2 separate regions of the Mus musculus genome follow, and region 2 is linked to region 1. The links are chromatin loops, found by intact Hi-C in ENCODE. Cell type or tissue: left cerebral cortex. All regions are shown on one strand.

Region 1 (2,500 bases):
TTTGAAAAAAATCTCAATACCCCACTCAAGGGTGAGCCCCCAACAGCTTCAAGTCTTCCTTTATGTCACATTTATAAAAGGTCCCAATACCTCCTGGTAACCATACCATGAACCAAGCCTTTAACCCAGAAACTTCGAGGGAACAAGCTCAAGGGAGCAAGCACAGACCTTAGCATATGGCCTGAACCAGAACATGCAATATACCTGGTTTATGCCTGAACATCCACATCATGTGCTGAGACATCAAGATGTATGAGTCCTCTGAAGTAGAAACTTCTAGTTCTTTGAAAAGTTAATGATGTCAAATGATGGTTGGTTGGGACACACAGGTGAAAGGATGTCTTGCCAAAGCAAACACGTGAAAGACTGCTTTCCTGAAGCAGACACAGGTGAAAGGATGATTGGCTATAGCAAACACGTGAAAGGACCTGTGATGAAGGAGTATAAATATGACCCCACAGACAGTGGGAGACGAGCACTGAGAATTAGTTTGCTTTGTTCCGTCTCAATATTCTTCTCTGTGTATTGATTTGTCTTACATAGCACTGTTGAGCTCACCTTGTTGTAGTGCTGCCATTGAGAGAAACTTGCCCAAGAACTGCTCGTGAGTTTCCTGCGGCAGCTTGCCACTTCCGCAGTCTCTTCTCAGGCCAGCTAGCGAGCCTGGTGGTTTCTTCACGATTGAACTACAGCTGCCTGGTATCTGCCTGCCTAGAGGACTGGTCTGCGGCTGCTGACCCATTGTATTTGATCCTTGCTATGGGACTGAATTGCTGCCCAGGATCCAGTTCCCCCATATCCTAATAACTATTCTGTTCCATTACCTCAGCTGGGTGGTAGGCTAGAGGAGAGGTTGAACCCTTATTAAAAATAGGTTGCAAAAACTTTATTCCTACATCCTCTGATGGATTCTGGTTCACAAAGATGTCCTACCTATTCCACCAAACAAGTTATTTTTAGAGTTTCTTTAAGAGATGCTAATGTGCTTGTATCAAAATAGGCTAGAACCCTTACTAAACTTAGATTTCTGGTTCACCAGAGCAGTGAGAAAGTCTAAGCAAGTCTTAGACAACACCCCAGATAAAAACAGCATGTGCTTCTTTTCTAGGGACCATATTTTGAAGGCCACTCAGCTAATGGAATGCATAGCCCATTTCTGCCTTTTCTTTACTCTGAAAAGAAGGGATGGAACTTGGGAGAAGAAATAGCACAGTCAGGACAGCGATTCCTGCTCCTTTTTTTAACTCAGTAAGCATGAGAAAGGATGTCTTTTTTTCTCCATTCGGTGAATGGCTTCTCTGGACAGGCATGTCTACAAGTATGAGGAAATAGCTCCTAATGTCCCAGTCTGTTTGTTTTGGTGATAATCAACCATATAATGCTGCACATCTGTTGGATCACAAAGCGAAAGTCATTTTCTCCAACCTGAGTAGACCTTCTGAAATCTATGACTTAAACGTTTTTAAAAATGTGATCTCTGTTCATCTAGACCTCTGCGTCCTCTCTCAATGCATTCTGAATTCCGGTTATTGAGAGAAAATGAATGTATGTGTTAATTTTCTAAAGTGCTAGCACAGTTCTTTCCCTTTTCCAATGGTTTCTCTTCTTGGTCCTTTGAAAGCAATATAAAGGGTTTCACTAACTTAGTAAACAGGGCTGTAAAAAAACAAAACAAAACAAAACAAAACAAAACCCAGAAGTGCAAACAGTCTGTGCTGGATGGGTGGATCAATGCTTTGCAAAGGGAAGAAGACAAATTGATGTAGCACCTCCACAATAAACAGTCACTAAAATGTGTGGAGGAGCTCAGTGAGGGTCTCCTTCCCAAGCTTTCACCTTATTTAGCTCCAATTTCCTAAGACTTTTCTAATAAAATAGAAGAAAAGCATCCTGGATACTAGCTGTAAAGGCACTAATAAAACAAATACTTACTGAGTTAGAAGAAGAAGAAGAAGAAGAAGAAGAAGAAGAAGGAGGAGGAGGAGGAGGAGGAGGAGGAGGAGGAGGAGGAGGAGGAGGAGCTAAAGGGATCTGCAACCCTATAGGTGGAACAACATTATGAACTAACCAGTACCCCTGAGCTCTTGACTCTAGCTGCATATGTATCAAAAGATGGCCTAGTAGGCCATCACTGGAAAGAGAGGCCCATTGGACACGCAAACTGTATATGCCCCAGTACAGGGGAACGCCAGGGCCAAAAAAATGGGAATGGGTGGGTAGGGAAGTGGGGGGGAGGGTATGGGGGACTTTTGGGATAGCATTGGAAATGTAATTGAGGAAAATATGTAATAAAAAATATTTTAAAAAAATAGTTAACAGATATCTTCCACACTCCTACTGTGGACCAGGTACTGTGTTAATTCCCTCTGCACAGTGTTTTTTCATGAAAAGCATGCAGTAAGAGTCAGTAATACTTGACAAGGAAACTAGTTAGGTTAGCACTGGTGAAAGCCAGACATGAAGGTTGAGTTTACACTCTGATCTGACTCAAAGTTAGGGC
Region 2 (2,500 bases), 240 kb after region 1:
CTTTCTCAAAGCCTAAAAAAAGTCATAGGGAGCTAAATAAGATTAGTGAGAAAGAATTCAGCTTTAAATTTTCAGCATTAAAACAAGGATTATGTCTCTAATAAAAACAGACTCTTTTCATTGGGTATAGGTTTTTTAAGTAATCTGCTTCCATTGCTCATTTAACAGCGGTGAACCGAAGACCTGCTCTGGTCTAAGGCACTGGCATTTTCTTCCCACGGTGAACAAAACAGACTGATTTTAAAGAAGTTCTATTCTAGGAATTCTTCCAGGGTGACAAAAATCCTTGACTTTGTCCTTCAAGGGTTTCCTGCTGTACTGGGGCCCCTGGGTATAATCCACAGCGTGTCATTATAGAAATTTCTAACCAAATAACATATAGTTTGTCATTTGTGGCATTTTTTTCTTTTGCTTATAAGGCCTTTGGTGTGAGATACAATGCAATCAGCTTTCACAAGGCAACAAACAGAGGGGAGTGTCAGAGGAGAGAGCCACTGAAATATGCCTCTCCACACCCCACCGTTAGTGCTCAGCACAGTTCGTGGGTTTTCCTGAAAACCAAACCCCTGAGATGTCCATGACTACTTCTGCCTCTAGAGTTTTATTTCAATCCGAGTAGGTAATGAGGTTGCTATGGCCTCTGCACTCACCAGAAACCTCTTCAATGAGTAGCATAGCCTTTCCGTTCGCAGATCAAGAAGGGTCACCCAGGCCACAGGCAGGGTTCAACAAGGACTCTCACCAGGGCCCTCTATTTTCCATTCTGCCTTGGGAGAATTCCTTTCTCTTACTGAAGAACAAACTGTCTGCATTTCCCAAACTGCCAGCAGCTCCCGACGAAATCTGGAGGGAGGAGGGAGAATGACGGACTGAGCAGAAGGAGTACAAATATCCCTCCATCTTGTCACAGACTGGTACTGTGTTGTTCAAGAGAATGTGAAGTTGTCAAATGATGTTGGAACAAAATTTGATAACAAAGGCTTGGGATACAGCTCGGTTGCCATTTACTGGCATTTCATCCTGAGGCAGTCACCAGAATACCATTATATTTATACAACAATAAAAAATACATATACAAAAACATTTGGCCAATGGGAGTCCCCCACCCCCACCCCGTTTCCCCCAAGATAATACAAGCCAGTGAGTGACAGGCATTTTTAGTGTTTTGCGCTGCTGTGACAAAGGGTCAGATCTTCAGAGAAGTCTTGACAAAGGATTCCATTGACCTTGCGATACATTTTATGTCCCTCTTCAGAATGTTTAATGTCCACAATTATGTGTCGGGCCTGAAAGTTTCAGAACACCAAGCAAACTGCCCTCCTGTGAAAGGCAACCTGCAGAAGTCACTAAGGTGGGATTCTACTGCCCTCTGCTGGATGTTTCCCGAAGCACTGTTTCTGGGTAGACTTTTGAGAAGCTCTGCCTAGGTCTATGCAGCTGGGGTGCCTTCTTGGGGTGCCTTCTCGCTTGTGTGCTTCTTTACACACAATGCTAGGTCCACACCATATGTTCTTTCATAACCCTTGTGGCATTTTGGATAATCCAGTTCACAATTTATGCTTTCTCCAACTAAATCATTAGTAAATTACGAGGAGAGTTTAAATATTATATTTATTCTTTTTAAGTAGGTCTTAGATATTTAACAAAAAAATTACCAATGCACAAAATATTTACTGGTGTTCACTCATAATACTAGACATCAAGACACCAGAAGAGTAACCCCTGGTTAGGACATGTCAGCAACATTACACAATCCCCCTTACCAACATTGGTTATTTTAATGATTATAAATTTCTTTTGAAGTCAATATTGGTTTAAGTGTATACTTTAGGTATAAATTTCAGTGTGGAAGTGTTAATTTACAAATCAATTTGTATTTGTGATCATTCCTATATAATGTCAACTGCCTGCACACAGAAAATGCAGCCCTGCAAAGAAAGGCCTCTTAACTTTCAAAACCACTTAAAAAAAAAAAAGCAAAAAACAAAAAAAACAAAAACATTATGGGCAATTTCCAGTAGTAATAACCACACTCCAAAGAGTGACTGATAGTCATAGGCTTCACCCAAACGCATTCCAGTTGTAACATGGGAGACACATTTACTGAGCTACACTGAGCACCCCAACATTATTCTATATATCCTGCTGACTCTCATGTATACAGTTATCTGCACTACAAGCACATCTCATAGTACACATATAGAAAAAACTGTCCATGTATGATCTATGTTCTGTATCTATCTATCTATCCATCCATCCATCCATATATTTATCTACCTATCTATATCTCTCTTTTCTCTCTCTCTTTACCTCTCTCTCTTTAACTCTCTCTTCTTCTCTCTCTCTCTCTAAAACACACACACACACACTGGTTTAAGATACAGACTTGTGACCTAAACTCTGTCAAGGTTTCAGCATAACTCTGCTTAGACAGAGTAAAGAATGATAAAGAGAAAACATCACAACTTCACCCTTACACAGCCACTAGCGTACCCATGAC

The links. Hi-C counts contacts between places; a loop is a spot of excess contacts. Peaks named below come from ENCODE experiments on the same cell type or tissue, not always from the same donor. Only the 100,000 strongest peaks of a DNase experiment are listed, where the experiment ranks them.
Region 2: a loop joins it to region 1, with 2.5 times the contacts of the local background. A loop is called at or near these places in 5 of 42 quality-filtered maps.

What each region holds. Positions count from the first base shown.
Region 1 is chr8:41,808,083-41,810,582 of GRCm38, reverse strand. No RefSeq gene overlaps it. Among named protein-coding and RNA genes, the nearest start is that of 2810404M03Rik, 18 kb to the left of the region's middle. In left cerebral cortex, no CTCF peak of the experiment used is centred here; a DNase peak (open chromatin) is centred at 1,139.
Region 2 is chr8:41,572,114-41,574,613 of GRCm38, reverse strand. No RefSeq gene overlaps it. Among named protein-coding and RNA genes, the nearest start is that of Gm50494, 160 kb to the right of the region's middle. In left cerebral cortex, a CTCF peak has its summit at 1,372 (motif pointing left); DNase peaks (open chromatin) are centred at 834 and 1,367; H3K27ac peaks cover 198 bases.